3 separate regions of the Homo sapiens genome follow, and all the other regions are linked to region 1. The links are chromatin loops, found by intact Hi-C in ENCODE. Cell type or tissue: PC-9. All regions are shown on one strand. Region 1 has its middle 34 kb from the start of LINC01895. Region 2 has its middle 28 kb from the start of LINC01895. Region 3 has its middle 35 kb from the start of MYL12-AS1.

Evidence for each region. Hi-C counts contacts between places; a loop is a spot of excess contacts. Peaks named below come from ENCODE experiments on the same cell type or tissue, not always from the same donor. Only the 100,000 strongest peaks of a DNase experiment are listed, where the experiment ranks them.
Region 2: a loop joins it to region 1, with 3 times the contacts of the local background. A loop is called at or near these places in 4 of 110 quality-filtered maps.
Region 3: it touches region 1 in a loop (5-fold over the local background); 7 of 110 quality-filtered maps call a loop at or near these places.

The regions. Positions count from the first base shown.
Region 1 is chr18:3,380,064-3,388,063 of GRCh38, forward strand. No RefSeq gene overlaps it. Among named protein-coding and RNA genes, the nearest start is that of LINC01895, 34 kb to the left of the region's middle. RefSeq lists enhancers at 4,601-4,970, 4,671-5,870. In PC-9, a CTCF peak has its summit at 724 (motif pointing right); DNase peaks (open chromatin) are centred at 638, 3,518 and 4,918; H3K4me3 peaks cover 5,273 bases; H3K27ac peaks cover 8,000 bases.
Region 2 is chr18:3,318,125-3,326,124 of GRCh38, forward strand. No RefSeq gene overlaps it. Among named protein-coding and RNA genes, the nearest start is that of LINC01895, 28 kb to the right of the region's middle. In PC-9, CTCF peaks have their summits at 4,952 (motif pointing left) and 5,169; a DNase peak (open chromatin) is centred at 3,487; H3K27ac peaks cover 1,758 bases.
Region 3 is chr18:3,293,205-3,301,204 of GRCh38, forward strand. No RefSeq gene overlaps it. Among named protein-coding and RNA genes, the nearest start is that of MYL12-AS1, 35 kb to the left of the region's middle. RefSeq lists enhancers at 1,547-1,841, 4,002-4,081. In PC-9, a CTCF peak has its summit at 4,389 (motif pointing left); DNase peaks (open chromatin) are centred at 3,927 and 4,337; H3K4me3 peaks cover 1,682 bases; H3K27ac peaks cover 938 bases.

The sequences.
Region 1 (8,000 bases):
ATCTATAAACATCTCTAGCAGAGATAAATTTTCCAAAGAGCTTAAAATGTTTTCGTACTGAAAAGATGCCAATATTATGTATATCCAGCAATTGTGTCCACTGATATTCTCTTGATAATACTTTATCTTTTCCTCATTTTTTCTTGCATTAAGAAATCAATAACCCTCCCCCACCACACACACACAAAAGAAAAATGGGTAAAGGGCAAATTTCTGAAATATTATTAAATGTTTAAATATTTAGAAGTATTAAAATATGTGCAAGACTTTGCACAACTGTTCTTGTGAATTCAGCAAAGAAGAATTTCTTGGCCAGGCGCTGTGGCTCACGCCTGTAACCCCAGCACTTTGGGAGGCTGAGGTGGGCGGATCACTTGAGGTCAGTAGTTCAAGACCAGCTGGCCAAAATGGTGAAACTCCGTCTCTACAAAAATTAGCTGGGCGTGGTTGCATGTGCCTATAATCCCAGCTGCTCCGGAGGCAAGGGAAGGAGAATCTCTTGAATCTGGGAGGCAGAGATGGCAATGAGCAGAGATGGCGCCACTGCACTCCAGCCTCGGCAACAGAGAGAGAATCCGTCTCAAAAAAGGATTTCTCATCCATTGCCTATAGCTAAACATTAGACAGACAATACCACAGTGTGACAGAAACAATTCCCTCATGTGTCATAGTCAATGAATCATTCAATTAAATAAGCAATTACATGATCATTTCCTGTAGAGGCCGCTGCCATTCATTTCAAAATCATATCATATTGCTTTAGAAGAAAACTTTAAGATGATGTACTAAAATTATTCATTCAGAAACCAAAAATTGTTAAACACTTCCCCTCTATCTCATCACTTTTTTTTTTTTTTTTTTTTTTTGAGAAAGTGTCTTGCTCTGTTACTCCGGCTGGAATGCATTGGCATCATCATGTCTCACTATAAACTCAAACTCCTGGGCTCAAGCGATCCTCCCACCTCAGGTTCCTGAGTAGCTGGGACTATGGGTATGCACCACCACACCCCATTAATTTTTACATTTTTTTTTGTAGAGACGAGGTCTCACTATGTTGCACAGGCTGGTCTTGAACTCCCAACCTCAAGTGATCCTGCTTCCTCAGCCTCGCAAAGTATTGGGATTACAGGCATGAGCCATCACACCCAGCCTCATCACTTTGAATAATACATTTTAAATCTGTGAACCATTATTTTATAAAGTTATACAGACTGCTGTAGGGAAAACTAAATACTATTCCTACTTTAAGGAAAACCATTGTCTAATGATAAACATTTTTTTAAAAAATTATAATTAGCCAGGCATGATGACATAGCCCTGTAGTCCCAGCTACTCAGGAGGCTGAGGCAAGAGAATTGTTTGAACCCAGGAGGCAGAGGTTGCAGTGAGCCGGGATGGTGCTACTGTACTCCAGGCTGGGTGATGAGTGAGGCTGTCTAAAAAAAGAAAAAAGAAAGAAAATTCTCAGAAATTATTTCCATAATTAGCAAGTACATAGAATTGATGTATGATGGAAGAGATAGATTCTAAAGTAAATTATCATAATTCTGCAAACTATCCAAACATAATATTTTACAACATAAAAGTATTATATATTAAAGCTCATTAATCTAAATAGCATTCCCACTAAAAGGAACCAGGGCTGTCTGGAAAAATGGCTAATTTCAGTTTGGGGGCAGGGAAAGTACAACAAGTTAGGCCTGGATCATTTTTGTTCCAGAAGATAAGAAAGTGTTCAAAAACACACAAAGACGGTAGAAGCGGCACAGAAGCCAAGTACAGTGGCTCACGCCTGTATTCCCAACACTTTAAGTGGTCCAAGTGGGAGGATCCCTTGAGGCCAAGAGTTCAAAAGCAGCCTGGGCAACATAGTGAGACTGTATTTGTATACAATTTTTTTAGAAATTGGCTGGGCATGGTGGTCCACACCTGTTGTCCTAGCTACTTGCGAGCCTGGGATGGGAGGATCCCTTGATACCAGGAGTTGGAGGCTGCAGTGAGTGAGCCAGCGCACTCTAGCCTGGGTGACAGAGCAAGACTTTGTGTCCATTTAATTAAAAAAAAAAAAAAAGACACAGGAGTCTACTAGAAGAGGCTTCTGCTGGCCAAATTTGGAAAACTTTGAGGATCCCAAGAAAAAAAAAATAGTGTTGGCTATAGATTAAGCAAATTGAATTAAAACAGGAGTCCAGGATTCTTCAACAAAAGGTGAGGTAAGGAGAGGCTCTTATTTACAGAAGAATCTCAGCTAAGAAATATAGAAGGAATAACTGATTTCAAAATCACTATTACTTCACCAATTTGATGACTGATTCCAGCAAGTATCAACAATGGATGCTAAACCTATAGGTAAAAATTGCTGGGACCCAGTGGATATACACTAATCCAAATATCACAGGTTATTGATTAATTGCAAAGAGGAGAGGAAGATATCTGGCACATAATACCTTAACCAAATGATCAAATATGACATCCCTGATGTTAGGGCAAACTGACTTGACACACCTGCTGGTATGAGAAGAGCACACTACCACCTGGGCAGGCCAAAGTGAATAATCTGAATTTAATTCCGAGACAGTCTACAAAACAATTGGCCTGGACACTTCACAGGTTGTATCTCAAAAGAAAAAAAAAAAAAGGCAGCAGAACCGCTTGAAATTAAAGGAGATGAAAGCTATATGACGTTAAAAGCAATACTTGATCCTAGACTGAATCCCTGATTTTTTAAAAAAGAAGAGTTTATGAACAGCATTATTGGGACAACTGGTGAAACTTGATTATTGGTGGTTATTTTAAATATTTCAATAGTAAGTAAATTTTTGATAATAGTATATCAAAGTCAATTTCTTGAATATGATCAAGGTGAAGCGGTTATATAGGAAAAGATCCTTTTTCTTAGGATTTAGGAATTAAATAGGAATATAGCATAATGAGGGAAGTTCTTTGTGCAATTCTTTTTTTTTTTATACTTTAAGTTTTACGGTACATGTGCACAACGCGCATGTTTGTTACATATGTATACATGTGCCATGTTGGTATGCTGCACCCATTAACTCGTCATTTAACATTAGGTATATCTCCTAATGCTATCCCTCCCCCTTCCCCACTGTGCTATTCTTTTAACATGTCTATAGGTTCAAAATTTTTCAAAAGAAAACGGGAAAAATTACATTAAGAAAACTCTAGTAAAAGGTTATTTACTATGCATGTTTAATTTATCCATATTTTTGCTTAACATTGTCTTTGTCTTACGTTGTCGACATAAAATGAAGAGGCTGTGGCACAAAATAAGATTTAAAGAGTTTACCTGAGCCAAAGTGTAGACAGCTGCCCGGAAGATTTAGACCCAAGAAACGTTGAATGTGAGCTCCGCCCAGCCTTTGTTACAAGCAAGTTTTTAAAGGCAAAAAAGAGGGATGGGAAGTGAGCTCATACAAAGTTGTTGTAAGGAATTCTCTTTGGTTTACAGAAATAACAGGGATTAGTGACTGGCTATACACTGCTAAACTATAGGGTGTGGCTTATAGTGTCCAGGGTGGCATTATTAGGGTAATTTATAGCTACTTGTGACAACAGCAAACAGTTTCAAGAGATAAATACATAGCTTAAGGGGGACGTGATTGCTGTCTCATTTCAATGGCTCTCTGGTCCTGATAATTTAAAAGGACTCGCATTCCTTAGATAATAGATGTTTTCTAAGCCAGGCATTGTGGCTCAATCCTATAATCCCAGTGACAAGCAGGAGGCTGAGGTGGAAGGATCACTTGTGTTCAACAGCAGCCTGGGCAATATAGGGAGGGCTTGTTCCCCATAACCCCAAAATGTAAAGAATTAGCCAGGCATGGTGGTTCACACCTGTAGTCCCAAGCTACTCAGGAAGCTGAGGCAGGAGGACCCCTTGAATCCAGGAGTTTGAGGCTGCAGTGAGCCGTGATCGAACCACTGCACTTCAGCCTGAGTGGCAGAGTGAGACCTCGACTCTTGAAAAAAGAGGAAAGAAAGAAGGTTGTTTTGTTTTGTTTTGAGACAGAGTCTTGCTCTGTCGCCATGCTGGAGTGCAGTGGCAGGATCTCCGCTCACTGCAACCTTCGCCTCCCGTGTTCAAGCGATTCTCGTGCCTCAGTCTCCGGAGTAGCGGGGATTACAGGCACGTACCACCACACCCAGCTAATTTTTGTATTTTTAGTACAGAAGGGGTTTCACCATGTTGGCCAGGGTGGTCTCAATCTCCTAACCTCATGATCCACTCGCCTAAGCCTCCCAAAGTGCTGAGATTACAGGCGTGAGCCACCGAGCCCAGCTTTTCTTTTCTCAACCTTGTCTTGTGAAATTTTATGTTGAGGCTTGTAAGTTATTTTCTAGTACTTTAAACACAGTAATTATTTTGGACCACATGTAATAGACAATTAATGCAGTTAAATTCCCCTGGCCTGAAGTTTATGCTTTTGGTAAATTAAGGAAATTGTAAAGAGCAAACATTCTACCTTGTTGGAATTTGGCTATAATGGGCCATCATGTTGCATGGCTGGATGGTGAATGAGAAGATGAAATTGGGGTCAGGAAATTTTAAAGCTGGAAGAGATCTTAAATCTTGGCCAAATTAAATTTACCAGACTTTAATTGAGAAAAGAACAATTCGTGAACTGGACAGCCTTCCGGGCCAGAGGAGGCTCAGAGACTCCAGCTCAGCCACGTGTTGGAAAGACGTAAATAGAGAAAGGAAAGTGACGAACAGAAAATGGAAGTGAGGTACAGAAACAGTCAGATTGGTTACAGCTCCGTGTTTGCCTTATCTGAACACGGTTTGAACAGTTGGCCCCCTTTAAGTTGCCAAAACTTGGTGATTGGCACAAGAGTAGGTTACAGTCTGTTTACTCTTCCATTTAGGTTATGGTTCACTAGGTACAAAGAAACCTTTAGGCCAAAGTTAAAATATGTAAGCAAGCTGCTTTGGGCTAAACCCGATTTAATACTTATGAATGCAGCATGGTTTTGCTCTTACGTGGCTCAGTTTCTGCTGGGTCATTCTGACACATGTGCCACCTGGTAATGACCTTTGATCTGAGGGGATTGGGAGATACTTGATAAATAGTATCCTCTTCTGTCCTGCCAGGGGACAATTCTAGGGTGAATTATACATGGCTTCTCAGAGACTTTCCAGCAGGATTATACTCCAGTTACCTAAAGCAATGAACAGTTTGAAAATGCACCCTTCCCCTATTTCATCCTGTCCAGTCCTTCCCACCATTAGAACCACTTCCCAACATCAACGATCTGCATGGGAGCACATTTCTCAGGCTCTGTTTGAAGACACCCACATTCCATACAGCCTTTCCTGGTGCCTCTGAGTCCTGGGCTTCTCAGTTTCTCTAGATAATTGTCTTACTTCTCATGGTGCCCTGCTCTGCCAGGGTTAGGAGCGCATCCAAATTCCCTGCCAAGGTAGTGGAAATTCCATCATAAGTTTACCACCTTGCAAATATCTGTGGATATTTGCTGTCTCCTTTTCCCATTCTCTTTGCTCTTGTAAGTTTCAATATTTTAATTTTGTATTGTTATTTTAGCTGGGGAGCACTGCAATATACAATAATCAAACTTTTTTTAAAACTCACAGATGGACTCAATAGCAGAATGGAAGTGACAAAGTGAAGATTTAGTGAACTTGAAGACAGAACAAAAGAAATGACTAACCTAATGACAGAGAAAGAAAAAAAAAGCAGAGCTTCAGATTTCAGGTATTATTGGGACTATAACAAACGATCAATCATTCATATCATTTGCCATTTTTTGGCACCTTTTGAAATATCCTTATGGTATTTCTCCTTTTTGTGTTGTTACGTTGTTGCTAATACGGTGAATTGCATTGATTGATTTTTTAAAAAACAGTAGGCCAAGCTTGCATTATCTTAGTGAGGATATATTACCCTTTTTGTTTATTAGTTGGATTTTATTTGTTAATATTTTGTTAATATTTACAGCTGTATTCATGGAGATATTGAAGGAAATGACATATAATAGAAAAATATGAAAGTAACAATGATCTGGATTTAAACGCATGTGTTATAGTAACAAAGACCAAGGAACACTTGGCTGTTAAGAAATGCAGACATGTATTATGTTTCTTATCTTAAATGGGGGTAGAGAGTTGGGCATAGCACCATGTCACTTTTGGTTTTGTCGTTTAGAGAAATGCTGATTTATTTGAAAAACTTAAAGGTGCTCACTGGCAGAATTTAAAAATCAGTTATGAGACAAAATAACACAAGAAAGATCAGCTATCAGTTATAACAATGAGTATAAATAAATTAAATTCCTTATGAAAAGACAAAAATTCTCAGACTGACTTGAAAAAAACAGCGTCCAACTCCAAATGTATGGTATTTTATAGGGTTACCATTAAAAACAAGTATCAGAGGCCAGATGCGGTGGTCCAAGCCTGTAATCTCAGCACTTTGGGAGGCCAAGGCAGACAAGGCATTTTTGTACAAAAAATACAAAAACTAGCTAGTTAATGTCTGTAATCCCAGCTACTCAGGAGACTGAGGCAGGAGGATGACTTGAGCCCGGGAGGCGGAGGTTGCAGTGAGCAGTGACTGCGCCACTGTACTCCAGCCTGGGCAACAGAGCAAGACTGTCTCAAAAAAAAAAAAAATCAGAAAACATTAAAAGTGCTTTCTTTCCTAGTTTTCTAACAACTTAAAAGTGCAGATGCTGAATTTTTTTATGCTTTCTTAAATATGCTGCTTTAAAAAAAACTGTATTGGACTATTAATATAACACATTATAGTAACGCATTTTCTTTCTTTCTTTTCTATTTTTGAGACAGAGTCCTGCTCTGTCACCCAGGCTGGAGTGCAGTGGTGCAATCTCAGCTCACCGCAACCTCCCCCTCCCAGATTCAAGTGATTCTTGTGCCTCAGCCTCCCAAGTAGCTGGGATCACGGGCACTACAGCTGGCTAATTTTTGTATTTTTAGTAGAGATGGGGTTTTGCCATATTGCCCAGGCTGGTCTCAAACTCCTGATCTCAAGTGATCCTCCCACCTCGGCCTCCCAACGTGCTAGGATTACAGGCGTGAGTACCACACCATGCCAGTAATACATTTTTTACTATTGAATTATCCTGTAGTTTCTGATATAAATAAGAAAAGAAAAGATGGCCAAAGGTTTATCAAACATGCCTAAACAAAAAGCAAATACATAAAGCAATGATAACAATACTAATATACAGAGAAGAAATCAAGGCAAAAGCCTCAAATGAGATACAAATGGCTATTTTATTTCACTGTATTTTTTGCTTATTTATCTTTGAGAGAGAGAAACCATACTCTAGGAAGCAGAGATAATACAGAACCTTATAAAATTTAAAGTTTAATTTTACTTTTGTCACACCCATGAACCCAGCTGTTCCTGAAAGGAAACCACTGTCCCATATGTTAATAAAGGTTACACTTCATGTACTTGGAAACTGTGAATACTATTGTGTCCAAATATAAATGCAGAAGAAGAAATGAATAGCATGCTACAGGATTTATTTATTTTTAGAGTGGGGGGGTCTCACTATGTTGCCCAGAGTGAAGTCCAGTGGCTATTCACAGGCCCAATCTCCTGGGTTCAAGCAATCCTCCCACCTCAGCCTCCCAAGTAGCTGGGACTATAGTATGGGATATTTTAATATATCATTCTCAGTCTCTGACAAACTTCACAAGCAACAGATAAACTAGACTATGGATGTTATAGTAAAATCAACAAGCTTACTTTAATAGCTGCATGTTATGTTGTACAATGGAGAATATACTTTTTTCCCGATGTAAATGAAATGTATTAGTCAACAAAGAAAATACTGATAAAATTTAAAAGCAGAAAACATATAGCACACATTATCTGACCACAATGTGCTAAAACAAAAAACTAGTAATGAAATTTTAAATTCTAAAGAATCAAGATACTTGGAATTTTAACTATAAATGTATTTAAACATTAATATGCATTACATAGAGG
Region 2 (8,000 bases), 62 kb before region 1:
TTGCTCAATGCAGGGTTGCCACAAACCTTCAATTTGTAAAAAGTGCAATACCTGTGAAACACAATAAAGCAAGGTACAGTAAAATGAGATATGCCAGTAATTATAGCTGACATTTATCAAGTGCTTACCAATAATATCCTTGCTTAAGCACAGCTTAATACCATAAAGAAGTGCAAATATTTCTCTCTCTCTCTTTTTTTTTTTTTTTTTTGAGACTGAGTCTCACTCTGTGGCCCAGGCTGGAGTGCAGTGGTGCCATCTTGGCTCACTGCAACCTCTGCCTCCCTGGTTTAAGCAATTCTCCTGCCTCAGCCTCCCAAGTAGCTGGGATTATAGGCATCCGCCACCACACCTGGCTAATTTTATTATTTTTAGTAGAGACGGGGTTTCCCCATGTTGGCCAGGCTTGTCTTGAACTCCTGACCTCAGGTGATCCACCCCCCTTGGCCTCCCAAAGTGCTGGGATTACAGGCGTGAGCCACCGTGCCCAGCCAAGAAGTGCAACTATATCTTTCAAAATTATACTCTTTTATTTCACATGGAAATATCCTTCCTTTCCCCTCCTCTTTGTTTTAATTTATTTACTTTTTATTCTTAGAGACTGGGTTTTGCTCTGTTGCCTAGGCTGGAGTGCATTGGCACAGTCGTAGCTCACTATAACCTTGAACTCCTGGGCTCACTCAGTTGATTCTCCCACTAGGACTACAGGCACACACCATCACACCAGACTAAGTTTTTTTTAAATTTTTGTAGAGATGGGGTCTCACTATGTTACCTAGGGTGGTCTTGAATTCCTGGCCTCAAGTGATCCTCCTGCCTCGGCCTCCCAAAGTGCTGGGATTACAGGCATGAGCCACCATGCCCGGCCCCCTCCTCTTTGTTTTAATGAGACACTTACATTGTAGACATTCCCCCCTACTCCCAGATTATAATACTAACCTAACAGGTCCGGAGAACTGTCATATATTGCTTACTCACTTTCTTGCCCGCATTCCTGAAAGGAAGACAAAATTGCAGCTTCCCCTTTGTGTGTGTCTGTTTCCTATCACCTCTACTACCCCTCTGCATCACTCAGATGTACTATAACATGGTCAATGACCTTGGTCATTTGATTTTCATTAACACTCTTTTGCTTCCCTTTTGGAGTAGGGGAGGCTTTCATTTTATATCCATCTTTTGGGTATGCAGATGTAGGCAGAGATTGTTCTTTTCTTTTTCCAGAAAAATATAAATCCCAGGGCAATGTATCATTGATTCCGGTTTTCACTTAAATACCTACCAGGGTCAAGAGAGATGAGCTGTCATCTTTGTTTTGTCCTGTGTGCAAAAATCCCAACTTACAGGAAATGACGTTGTATCAGAAAACTTCCTAGGAAGTACAGTGACTGATGTGAGCTCAGCAGTGGTCCCACCTTGCTCCAGGGAGATGTCACGCTCTGTGAGAGCAAAACCAGGAGAGAGACTCTGCCACCCCAGCTCCAGGCCAGCCACGGCCCCCCCGGGGCTCCATCTGAAAAGACAGCAGCATCAGTCTCCCACCTCTTAATTCTCATTTCTAGAGCAAAATATCATTTTGTGTCAGCTTGTGGTTTTACCTCTAATTAAGAGCACTCCTATTTTCTTTCACCACTCTCAGTATGTTTGTATTTGTTGTTAAATAGCGTCAGAAAATACTTGTAGAGAGTAGTCTAAAGGAAAAGTATGTGGCATGGCGGGACAATCAAGGTTTTAAATAAATATCAATGATCAGTTTTGCTTCCACGTTTTGAACGTATAGAGAAGAGTGCTTTTACAGTTTTATACCGGATCAGCCATGAATCTGATCTTTACTGTTCACTATGATGCTGCATGAAGATTGCATCCAGTTGTTTTGTAAGCTTTTCTATTGAAGTCTTAGCTCTCTGACTTTAAGTGTCTGGGGACAGGGTTACTGTCTGTAGGGTACAGGGCTACTGTCTGTAGGGGACAGAGCTGGGTTTGCCACTGCCACCTCCAGCCTCTTGAAAGTTGTTAGCTTCCTTCAGCACAGCTGAAAGGGTGTTGGAGTGTTCTCAGTCCCAACAGATGTAAGCAGAGGGCATCTACTCTTGGTAGGAAGGGTCACATTAGGTCAGCTGATGGCCAGATGCTGAACTCTGGGTTGGGTTGCACCCAATCAGGAACTACCCCCACCCCCAGTACACTGATGTTCCATACCAGACACTCCCTTTGCACTCAGGTCCAATTTCAGCATCCTTTAAGTTGCTGCTTTGGGACTCCAGAGTAATTACCCCCACACTTTAAACAAAATCCATTTCAGAACCTGCTTCCTCCCTGAAATCTCTATGCTGAAACTATGCAATCTTCCTGCAGTTATTCTAAAGCATTAAATAATAAACAATAATATTTCAATATGTATATTCTGCAATAGTATGCACACACGTTGGTGAATATTTAGAGCTAAGTGTTGGTCCAGAGTCAAAGCAGTGAGAAATAGAACAGGTATGAAAATTGAACTTAAGACTAAAAAAGAAAATCAATGTCCTTCTGAAATTATGTTCCTCCTTCCGCGTCGTTAGGCTTTCTCTGATCTCTAGAGCATGCCAAAAGTTCAGGCACAAATAAACCATAAAAAGAGAAGTCTAGAAAAATTCTCCTTTAAAAGAGATGTATTAAATCTAAGATCTTTCACACAGTTATATTTTAAAAGAACACAGTGAGCAAGGACGATAAGTTAAAAGATAGTAACAGAGTTTTGCTTTTTTTTTTTTTAAATAAAATTGATTAAAACACTCTTGGCTGCCCTTCCTTATCCAGCCTACGATCCCATGCCATTAGTTGCTTGTTTTTTGTTGTTGATGTTGTTTTTTAATAGTGAAGGCTTGAAAATGAACTTTTGGTGTTAAAGGCCAGAATAATGGTTACCTTTGTGGGAAATTGATAAGAGGTGGCCTGAGGAAGCCCCCTGGGTGTTTGATCTGGGTGGTGGCTATAGGGGGTTGTGCACATGTGTGTGTGTTTGTAAAAATTTATTGACCTGAACACATAGGACTTGGCACATTACTGAATGTAAGTTACACCTCAATAAAAAAGAACTTAAAAATGAGGGAAGGTTTGAACTACACTAGTTTAAAAAGAGGTGGAAATTGTGTTTCTAGTTACCTTCATGCAATGCCCTGAGCTGCCTGACAGCTCACACGTGTGTTCCGTGAACACAACTGTGGACCGAAATGCTACACTGCACTTTGCAGGTGCATTGAATCACCCATGAATCTGAGGGGTGTCTGGCCACCAGCAGTAACCTCAGTTTGAAGGGGATTGTTAGTTCCCATGCATTTAAGCCACTTCAAAATTATTCAGTGAAAAACAATGACTAACTTTGAGGCCATTGCTTAATACATATAATGTATGACATTTTTCAGGAAATGATTCTCTAATACTGGGATCTAAATGAATTGAAATTTGAGGCACACTTGGAGAAATTTCCCAGACACCACACAATCAAGATAGTGGAGTGCAATAGTCAGTCACTTGGCCTGGGGCCATGTCAGATGAGGACCTGGCCTCATCTTGGCTTGTTACCAGCTTGCTGAATCACTTTCAAGTCTCAATCATCTGAATGCTCTCAACCTCAATTTTCTTATTTATGAGACAAGAAGATCTCAAGTCTAGAATTATGAGGCTATAGAATTTTGAGTTTTATAAACTGTTTGAATGGATGTATTGGGCAGTTATCTCTCCCCATGGGAGAGGCGATGTTTTAAAACATAAGATACATAGATGGCAAAAAAAAAAAAAAAAAAAATCCAAACAGTATAAAATGATATAAAATGAAGTCTTCCTCTCCATCAACTTCCAGCCCTTTTCTTTAAATATAATTAGAGTCTGTAATTATTTATCCTTCAAGAATTGTTTATACAAATATCAGCATATATGTGTATAGTCTTGAAAACATTTATGCAAATGATATATTAAATACTGACTAAATTTTGCTGTTTTTCTCACTTCATAATATATCTTAGAAGTCTTTATGTGAAATGTGTAAATTTATTTCATTCTTTTTAACAGCAACACATTATTTCATTGTATGCCACAATTTATTTAATCAGTCTCCTACTAATGGATGTTTTGATTATTTCCAGAATTTTTTCTGTTTTTTTTATTTTTTGAGATGGAGTCTCGCTCTGTCATCCAGGCTGGAGTGCGGTGGCTCCATCTCGGCTCACTACAACCTCTGCCTCCCAGGTTCAAGTGATTCTCCTGCCTCAGCCTCCTGAGTAGCTGGGACTACAGGCGCCCACCACCACATCCGGCTAATTTTTTTTGTATTTTTAGTAGAGATGGGGTTTCACCATGTTGGCCAGGCTGGTTTTGAACTCCTGACCTCAAGTGATCCGCCCACCTTGACCTCCCCAAGTGCTAGGATTACAGGCTTGAGCATGGTGCCCGGCCCAGAATTTTTTCATTACAATTAAAGTTCTAATGAACATCTCTGTATGCATTTAATTAATACTTTTGCAAATGTATCCCATAAGGTAAATTCCCAGTAGTAGAATTACTGGGTCAAATGATGTGTGTTTTAAATTTTGGAAGACTGTAAAATTACCCTTCCAAAATGTTTGCCAATTTATCCTGCCACTGACCATGTAGCAGGGCGCCTCTTCTCTGTCCCTCCTTTCCAACACTGAGCATTATCCATTTTTTAACATTTTTTGTAGCTTATAAATAAAAATGTGGCAAGTGACAGATTTTAAGATCAGAATTGAATGATGTAAGATTGATTATTTCTTGTATTTGGCCTACCAAAGAGGCTCTTTCATTTTTAACTGGTTTGTTTTGCATTTGTCAGCTGTCAATTTAGTATATGATAACGTTGGAAGTTTAACAATTAACTAGATTTGGTTGTGCAACTAAAGAATATCAAGACTCACCTGACATTTGCATTGTGTTTTAGTACCTTATTTTGTTTCAGAAAATGTGCCCCCTAGTGGGCACATCTTCTGTAATTTTTTTTTTTTTTTTTTTTTTTGAGACGGAGTCTTGCTCTTCTTGCCCAGGCTGGAGTGCAATGGCGCAATCTCAGCTCACTGCAACCTCCGCCTCCTGGGTTCAAGCGATTCTCCTGCCTCAGCCTCCTGAGTAGCTGGGATTACAGGCGTGCACCACCACGTCCAGCTAATTTTTATATTTTTAGTAGAGAAGGGGTTTCACCATGTTGGTCAGGCTGGTCTCAAACTCGTGACCTCGTGATCCGCCCGCCTCAGCCTCCCAAAGTGCTGGGATTACAGGTGTGAGCCACCGTGTCCAGCCCTTCTGTAATTTAACTGATAGAGTTGAGAGCAGAACACACACGTCAATGGCTGCATTGTGTCCTGTGATATGGCAGCTCCTAGAACGACTCAGAAGAATAGATTATACTTTACAAAGCATGCACAGTTTTCTCAGGTTAGCTCATTGTAGATTTTCCTCACTGATCCAGTAGGATTCACCCTAACAGCTACTGCTAGTCCTTCAAGAAGGGCAGAGTACATACCCTACCTTGATATTGCTTCAGGCTGAATATTGTTGAATATCAACCATATTCTATTTGCATCTGACTTCCTAGATTTCCCTGGGAATAGTTGGTGAAAATGTGCATATTTACAGAAAGGAAAAATGACCCTCAGTAACAATAAGTGATGAATTCAAAGTCAGTAGGTTGGAACACACCTGAAACACAATTTCAGACTTTCCAATCTTTGATGCTTAAAAAATGATCACACACAACTAACTTTCACTATTCCCGCAAGAAAATACTAATAATTTCTAAAAATTTTTACAACTTTCTTTTGAACCACAAAAATAAGCATTGATCTGTCATGAACACATTTCTAGAGTCTGCTGATAAACACTGTCATTAAGCCCTCTAAAAAGTACCTGTGGGTATATTTGCCATAGACGTGGTTTTTAAAACAATCACAATGAAACCGAGAAAAGGAAAAATAAAGGAAGAAGTTAGAGAACGACAGATGGAGAGGCTGGAGAGGAAGACTAGAAACGAACAAAAGGGAAGTGATGAGTCAGGCTGAAGAATACAGGGTCAGCCAGGGGCCAACAGGGGAGGGTAGAATTATTTTCAAATTTGTGTTGGTCCTGCCTAATTTATTTCACCAGTTACACAAGGTCATAGGTGTCCATTTGAAAGGCTCTCTTAGGACACCTACTAGTATTATTAGATGTGTAAAATAGAATTCATGTTACTAACGAGACATTTAGAGAACATTTACAATACATGCTAAAAATATGGAAGGGAAAATTTGCTTCAGGAAATATAGAGTGGATGTAATTTTCTCTATTCCTCCCATTAGGTACAACGTTAAACCCTGGACATAATATGTGAACACACATAAGAAAACTCTGAAAAGTGGAAAGAAAACAGTAAATCTGTTAAGAACCTTGAGACTCAAGTAACAAAAAAATGAGTTGCTTGGCTTTGCTTTTTGCCATGTATAGCTAATACTTGGAGCTGAAGAAGTCAACAACCCAGAAGTGATGGCGAGTACAGGCAAAAATATTAGGCTGTTGCAAAAATAATTGCCGTTTTTGCCATTGAAAGTGATGGCAAGAACCACAATTACTTTTGCACCAACCTGGTAACAACAAAGTCCTCGTCTCTCTAGTCAAAGGACCAGGTGAGGAACAGCCTAGCAAAACAGAACACTTAGACAACAGCCACTTTGGTCCAGCCAAACACCATAGAAAAAGCTCCAGTTCTACCTAATCAAAGTAAAAACAATATCCTAAAATTGATTTAGGAATGATTTAAAAAAAAATGGACAAGAATTGTTAGAGCCCTTGGGCAGTGTGGTGGCATGGAAGCAAAGACAATGGAGGGAGGTCATTGCCGCCACATGGCTGTGGCCTGTGGCTTCAGGATCCTCACCTAGAAAACAGCTATTATCTGTACCTTGCAGGGTTGCTGTGATTCTTAAAAGAGGTAATGTACGCAAAAGCCTTAGCACAATGCCTAGACTAAAGAAGGTGTTCAATCACGTAACTGTAATAATAATGTTAATCTTTTACAAACATTAAACACCTTCTAGAAATATCTAGTGTTTCCAAGTAGTAGGCATCAACACCATTTTACAGACTAAGAATCTCAGTGGATAAAGTAGACATTAAAGACCAAATTCCAAATTTCTACCTTTCAAATAATGCTGCTTAGGTAAATTATTTTTAACTGGTTGAGCCAGCTAGAAAATCCTGCAACAAAAGATGAGTTCTTTCTTATAAAGCATTTGTTTAACACACATTTTAAAATAGTAAAACAGAAAGCTTTCTCTCTTAAGTAATATTTCTCTAAATAACTTTTATTCCCATATACTTTATATGTCAATAGATGTTGTGACTATAATGTCAAATAGGTACCAATTATTCATTAAAAAAACAAATGTTAAGAGAGTTTAAAGGCTAGGCAAGAGGATCGCTTTGCGCCCAGGAGTTCAAGGCTGCAGTGAGCCATGGTCGCGCCATTGCACTCCAACCTGGGCAACAGAGCGAGACCCTGTCTCTAAAAATACATACATACATACATAAACAAATAAATGAATGAATGAAATGAAATATGTGAGTGTACTCTAACAAAACCTGTACAGGACTCATGTTTCATTTCATTTATTTATTTATTTGAAACATGTATAGGACTCATGCACAAAATGCTACAAAATGCTGATGACAGAAACTGGAAAAGATCTAAATAAATGAAGATACATCCTGTGTTCATGGATTGGAATATTCAACATAGAAAAATGGTTAATTCTCCCCAAATTGAAGTTTCACACAATTCTTATCAAAATCTCAGCAAGATTTTTGTATAGACAAGATCATTCTAAAATTTACATAGAAAAGCAAAGAAACTAGAATAACAAAAATGATTTTGAAAAAGAAAAATAAAGTAGAAGTAATCAGCGTACTCAATTTCTAGAATAGATAAATAACATGTAGCATATTCGTACAATGGAATACTCTACAGCAATGAAATG
Region 3 (8,000 bases), 87 kb before region 1:
GGCAGGCTGCTCTAGAGTTCATAAAAGAGACAGGGTGAGAGAAAATTGCAAAGACGCTGGAATCACAAGGTTTATTTATGTTTTCTTTTCTTTTTTGAGACAGGGTCTTGCTCTGTCACCCAGGCTGGAGTGCAGTGGTGTCATCATGGCTCATTGCAGCCTCATCCTCCTGGGCTTAAGCAATCCTCCCACCTCAAACTCCCTAGTAGCTAGGACTACAGGCACACACTAGCATGCTCAGCTAATTTTTTGTTTTTATTTTTGTTTTAGAGACAAGGTCTCGCTATGTTGCCCAGGCTGGTCTTGAACTCCTGGGCTCAAGCAGTCCTCCCACCTCAGCCTTCCAAAGTGCTAGAATTACAAGTTTGAGCCACCATGTCCAGCCTATGTGTAAATTTTAAACACAAAGCAAGAAGCAAGTGGAAACTGAGATAAGTTATCACACTAAGGATAGGATCCAAGTTGGATGTAAGAGCCATACAAAAAAAATCCTGAGTCACACAATGTTCATATCCTATCTCTCTCACCTACAAAGACACATCAGAATTTCCTACTGATGGCATGGTCTGATGCAGTGACCAGAGTCAAGGGTGAGCAAGGAGACTCAGCAAATTGAAGGTGCCTGAAGCCAACACATGCTTCCTCTTTCAAAGAGATGGAGGACAAGGAGCCTGTGCACAACTGAAATTCACCAATGAAGTGCTGAGGAGCTGTGGATTTATCTGCATATCTTGGACAGAGGTCACCTGGGGCAAGAATAGCTGTCACGATTCAGCAGCTGATTTAAATATGACATAGCTGTCATTCAGGAGGATACATGATCTGTGATTTTACTAATATTTTAGGTTTACTTGGTCCTTCTATCCTTTCCTATCTACAAGTAGCACACTTGGTATTTCCATTCTTTTAATCTATGCTTACCAAACATATGTTCTGTATATGCTATTTATGTTTAACCTAAAAGATTTCTAACTTAGTACATTTGCTATCATTCCTCAACATGTTTTATGAGTGTCACCTATTGTTCTACTTGTTTGTTTCTCTTGTTAATTTCAGAAGAATTGAATATTCTCAAATACTACAGAAAAATCACATTATAGAAGTAACGATAGCATAAATAGACTTTTTGTACTCAACACTTGGCTGTAATGGAAAAGAGAAAAAAAAGTTATTTGCTATAGGGATTTACAGAATCATGGGAAGCTTAAAAAAAAAGAAGCTGAAGATAAAGAACAGCCAGAGACAGAAGTTAATTGATGAAGCATGATTACTGAGAGAGAATAAAAGGTGGAGGGAGAATTGGTAGGAGATCGTATTCTCTTACAGGAGAAGAGGGAAGGAATAATGGGTGGCAATGCAAATATGTATCCAGTGGTGGGTGGGATTCACCAGGTGTGTTTCAGTTTACTTTGTGAAATAATTTGGCTCTTAAATAAGTACTTCCAGGCACTGGTTGATTGATTTACAAATGTTTACTTTTTATTAAGTGTGGTGTGGTGGCCTTGTAATGTATTGACTTGGCTAAGCTGAACTACGTTTTCCACAATTTTGTTTCTTGTATGTTTCTGGTTATGGTGGGCCATGAGGGAGATTCTTGTGAGATTCAGAAAGCAGATGGGAAGCTGCAGTCATTTTGTAGCTCACACACATTGTTGCTGATCTGCTGACTCACCTCATCAGCATGAAGCGGCAGCTGGGCCTGCTCTACCTTCCACTGGGTTTTCCCTCAGCTTCCCTGACTCCTGGGCCTGGTGTGTGTGTGTTTAGTTCCATGAGGTTGGGTCCCCACTATCAACACCAGAAGGAATATGAACTGACATGAGTTTCAATTTGTCCTGCTGGGTTCTAGTTCATGCTGTGGGTTCCAGTCTTTTCTTGATCTTCCTCACTTTATATCCATTGTCGCTTTCCAACTCTCTGCCCTCTGGACTTCAAGCTCCAGTACCAGATGAAAGGACTACAGTCTTACAGAGACTCTTTAACCAGTTCCAACGTTTGTGGAAGGCTGTATTTCTATGAAATAATATCCTCAGATCATGCCTGACTTTATGTTAATGATATCACTCAGGATAGGGGCTGGACATGCCACAAAAGCCATCCATGTGACTGGAGGGTTGGGGCTTTGAGCAATGTGGATATCAGCCTGACTTCTGACCTCTGACCCCCAGGAAGGAGCAGGGGGCTGGAGACTGAATTCGATCACACTGCCAATGATTCAACCAATCATGCCTACAAAATAAAACCCAAATAAAAACTCTGGACATGAAAGCTAGGGGAAACTTCCAGGTTGATAATCATACATCAGTGTGCCAGGAGGATGACAGGTCCTGAGCATAAAGAAGCTTTGAATTTGGGACCCTCCCAGACTTTGCTCCCTGCACCTTTTCATTTGGATGTCCCTGGTTTGTGTCTTTTATAATGAAACACTAAGCCTAAGTATAGTGCGTGCCTGCATTCTGTGAGTTGTTCTGGTCCATTATTAAACCTGAGGAGTTAGTGGGAATCCCTGCATTTGTGGTCAGTTGGTCAGAAGCACCGGTGGCTCAGGAACCCTGGAACATATAACAGCTGGTATCTGGGGTAAGAGGCATCCTGTGAGTGGCTGTTCCCTTAACCTGTGAAATTTGACCTTACTCCAGGTCAGGATTGTATTGCAAAGAGAAAATAATGTATGGATCCCCTTGTAGGCATCACCTAGCTTCAATAATAATCAGCTCATGGCCAAACTTGTTTCATCTATAACCCCTCCCATTTTCCTTTCATCATTATCCCTCAGCCCTCTTACCTGCATCACTAGATTACTTTGAAGTAAATCACTGACAAATCATTTTGTCAGCAAATCACTGATATTTGTTCATACATATTAAAGCAGATATCTCTAAAACAAAAGACCGCTTCCCCTCCCACTTTTTTTTTTTTTTTTTTTTTTGAGACAGAGTCTCACCCTGTCACCCAGGCTGGAGTGCAATGGCGCTATCTCTGCTCACTGCAACCTCCACCTCCCAGGTTCAAGCGATTCTCCTGCCTCAGCCTCCTGAGTAGCTGGGATCACAGGCGGGCGTCACCACGCCCGGCTAATTTTTTATATCTTTAGTAGAGATGGGGTTTCACCATGTTGGCCAGGCTGGCCTCGAACTCCTGACCTCATAATCTGCCTGCCTTGGCCTCCCAAATGCTGGGATTACAGGCGTGAGCCACCGCGCCCGGCCTCCCCACCTTTTTTTTAAGAGACAAGTTCTCACTCTGTTGCTCCCAAGATGGCAGATTGGAGGCAGTGTTAGCATGCCTCTTCCACTTGGAAAGACAAGATAGTGTGTAGAGACTCACACACTGTGAACTTTTCTCCTAGAAGCAACACAGGAACTTAACAGGAGAACTGAAAGAAGCCACTGACCCTTTGAAAGAAGCACTGGGCTGCAGCCTACACCATAAGCCAGTGGAAAACTAAGTTCCCCAGAGTGAAAGAGGAATAAATTGCCTCTGGAACATACACTCCCACTTGGGAATCTGGCAATAGAGGCCCATGAGGGAAGAACTTAACCCTATCCAGCAATGGAGCTGATTTTAGTGAGCAGTGGGGAATGTATGAGAAAAAGCATCATTGGGACGGGCTTTGCATGCACTCCCAGGCTCCAGTGAGGATGGAGGGAAGACATTCCCGACCCTACCTCACAGAGGACTGTGCAGAAATCTGCCAGCTAACTCAGACAGCAGTCACAGGTTGGCAGAAGTTCCCAACTGGGTTCACAATATAATGCCGAATGGGGACAAACCCCCTTGGGCAGAACCAAGGAGTGACTGGGAAATGTGCTGCAGCCACGGGTGCAGGAGCTGGGCGCCCCTGCTTCACGGGCAGACTGGGAGGGGCGTGGCTTGAAAGCATTGGTTGTTCTCTCCTTCAGGAAGGCTTATGGCATGGGGCAGTCTTGAGTTCTGAATGCGGACTGCCTGGATTCTAACGAGCTGCTGCAAGCGGAACCCTGCGGGTGAGGGACCGGCCTTGCCAAGTGCATGGGCGCTGGTGGGGCTTACTGCCGCCTGCTACTCCCCAACCCCTGTAGAGAGACTTCTGTGCAGCAGAGGCAGCTGCACCCCTCCCTGCAACATTACCCCTGCGGCCAGAAAAATGCTCTCTGACCCCCACAGGGGCCACTGCTTACCCCGCATGTGGGGAGCCACAGCGTGAACCTGCCTGATCCAGCCGCCACCTGGCTTTGCTCCTTCACTTGCTCTGGTAGCTTAACACAAAGGACAGAAATTTTTTGGCGCTCTATGGCCCCACCCATTACCTGAGTCACCAGAGTACCTCCCCTGGGTAACATGAGGCAAGCACAAATCCCACTGCTACTACGGCAGCTGGTGCTCTTTGGCAAGCGCCACCTTCTGGCTGGAGGCCAATTGACAGTCCATTACAGCATCTCCAAGTAGTGTAACACTGCACCAAGGAAGGAGAAAACTTGTGCATGACCTCAGCTGTCACCATTGCCTGCATCGTTCTGGCTAACCAGGGGGTCCTGAGTCTGTCCACATGACCAATTCATTACTACTACTACTGGCATTTGAGAAATCTTTACCAGACAAAGAATTCAAAAGGTTGATCATTAAGCTACTCAAGGAGATATAAGAGAAAGGTGAAAAACAACATATAGAAATTTAAAAATCAATTCAGGATATAGATGAAATATTTTCTAAAGAGATAGATTTTTTTAAAAAATCAACCAGAACTTTTTGAAATGAAGGACACATTTAGGGATTTAGGGAATTACAAAATGAGCTGGAAAGTTTTAACAATATTCTAGACCAAATAGAAGAAAGAATTTCAGAGCTCTAAGACAAGGCTTTCAAATTAACCCAATCAGACAAAAATAAAGAAAAAAGAATTAATAGAAATGAATAAAGCGTCCAAGAAATATGGTATTATGTAAAATGGACAAGTATAAGAACTATTGGTGTCCCTGAAGGAGAAGAAAAAGCAAAAAAAAAAAAAAAAAAAAAAAGTGAAAAACTTCTTTGAGGGAATAATTGAGAAAAACTTCCCTGTCCTTGCTGGAGATTTAGACATCCAAATACAAGAAGCTCAAAGAAGTCCTGGGAGATTCATTGCAAAAAGGATATCACCAAGGAACATAGTCATCAGACTATCTATAGTCAGTGTGAAGGAAAGAATTCTAAGAGCAGTGAGTCAAAAGCATCAGGTAAGCTATAAAGGGAAACCTATCAGACAAATAGTAGACTTTTCAGTATAAAATTTACAAACCAGAAGGAATTCGAATCCTATCTTTAGCCTTCTTTTTTTTTTGAGATGGAGTCTTGCCCTGTTGCCCAGGCTGGAGTGCAGTGGTGCAATCTCAGCTCACTGCAACCTCCACCTCCCAGGTTCAAGCAATTCTCCTGCCTCAGCCTCCTGAATAGCTGGGAATACAGGTACATGCCACCAAGCCCAGCTAATTTTTGTATTTTTAGTAGAGACGAGGTTTCACCATGTTGGTCAGGCTGGTCTCGAACTCCTGACCTTGTGATTCACCTGCCTCAGCCTCCCAAAGTGTCTTTAGCCTTCTTAAATGGAATAACCCTCAGCCAAGAATTTTGTATTCAGTAAAATTAAGTCTTATAAATACAGACAAAATAAAGTCTTGTTCAGATAAGCAAATGGTGAGGGAATTTGTCACTATCAGACCAGCCCTACAAGAAATGCTCAAAGGATTTCTAAAGCTTGAAACAAAAGGTTGATATAAACCAGAACAGAACCTCTTGACACATAAACCTCATAGGGTCTATAAAACAATAACACAATGAAGAAAACAAAATATCTAGGTAACAATCAACATGATGGCTGGAACAGTAGCTCACATCTCAATATTAATGTTGAATGTAAATGGTCTAAATGCTCTACTTTAAGGTATAAATGGGCAGAATGGATAAAAAATCACAAACCACATATCTTCAGTCTTCGAGAGACTCACCTAACACATAAGGATTCTTATAGATTCAAGGTAAAGGAGTGGCAAAAAATATTCTGTGCAAAAGAAAACCAAAAGTGAGCAGAAGTATCTATTTTTATGTTAGATAAAACAGACTTTAAAGCAAGAACAATAGAAAAAAGACAAAAAAGTCATTACATAATGATAAAAGGATGAATCCAACAAGAAGATACTATAATCCTAAATACATATGCACCTAACTCTGGAGCTCCCAGATTCATAAAACTATTACTTCTAGATCTAAGATGAGAGATAGACAGTAACATAATAATGGTAGGGGACTTCAACACTTCACTAACAGTCCTAGACAGATCATTGTGGCAGAAGGTCAACAAAGAAATGCTAGTCTTAAACTACACTCCAGAACAAAGGGACCTAACAGGTATTTACGGAACATTCTACCCAAGAACTGCACAATATACATTCTTCTTATCAGCACATGGAACATTCTCCAAGATAAACCATATGACAGGCCACAAAACAAGTCTCAAAAAACTTTAAAAAATCAAAATAATGTCAAGTATCTTCTCAGACTACAGTGGAATAAAACTAGAAATCAACTCCAAAAAGAGCCTTCAAAACTATACAAATACATGGAAATTAAACAATCTGCTGCTGAATGATTTTCGGGTTAACAATGAAATTGAGATAGAAATTTAAAAATTATTCAAAATGAATGATAATAGTGATACAGGGTATCAAAACCTCTGGAATACAGCAAAAGCAGTGCTAAGGGGACAGTTTATAGTACTAAATCCCTATATCAAAAAGTCTGAAAGGTCACAAATTGACAACCTAAGATCACACCTTAAGGAACTGAAGAAAGAAGAACAAACCAAACCCAAAACTAGCAGAAGAAAAGAAATAACAAAGATCAGAGAAGAACTAAATGAAATTGAAACAAAAATTACAAAAGATTAATGAAACAAAAAGTTGGTTCTTTGAAAGGAGAAATAAAATCAATACACCATTAGCTAGATTAACCAAAAAGAGAGAAGATTCAAATTAGCTCAATTAGAAATAAAAATGGAGACATTACAACCAACACCACAGAAATACAAAAGATCATTAGAGACTACTATGAACACCTCTATGCACAAAAACTGGAATATTTAGAGGAAATGAATAAGTTCCTGGAAACATACAACCCTCCTAGCTTGAATCAGGAAGAAATAGGAATTCTGAGCAAACCAATTACAAGCAGTGAGATTCAATCAGTAATAAAAAATTACCAGCTAGGCATGGTTGCTCATGCCTGTAATCTTAGCACTTTGGAAGGCAGAGGCAGGCAGATCGCTTGAGCCCGGGAGTTAGAGACCAGCCTGGGCAACATGGCGAAACCCCATCTCTACAAAAAAATACAAAATTTAGCCAAATGTGGTGGTGCACGCATGTAATCCCAGCTACTCGGGAGGCAAAGGTTGGAGGATCACTTAAGCTTTGGGAGGTCATGGGTGCAGTGAGCTGTGATTGTGCCACTGTACTGCAGCTTGAGCAAAAGGTGAGACCCTATCTCAAAGAAAAATAATTACCACCTAGAACAAAAATACCCAGGGCCAGATGGATTCACAGCTAAATTCTACCAGATATTCTAGAAGAATTGATACCAATCCTACTGAAACTATCCTAAAAGATTGAGAAAGAGAGCCTCCTCCCTAACTCATTCTACAAAGCCAGTATCAGCCTGATACCAAAACCAGAAAAGGACATAAAAAGAGAAAACTACAGACCAATATCTTTGATGAACATAGGTGCAAAAATCCTCAACAAAGTGCTAGCAAACTGAATCCAACAGCACATCAAAAATAGAATTCACCATGATAAAATGAGTTTCATTCCAGGGATGCAGGGATGGTTCAACATACACAAGTCAATAAATGTGATTTATCTCATAAACAGAATTAAAAACAAAAACGATGTGATCATCTCAATAGACTCAGAAAAAGCATTTAATAAAACCCAGCATCACTTTGTGATAAAAAACCCTCAACAAACTAAGCATAGAAGGAACGCATCTCA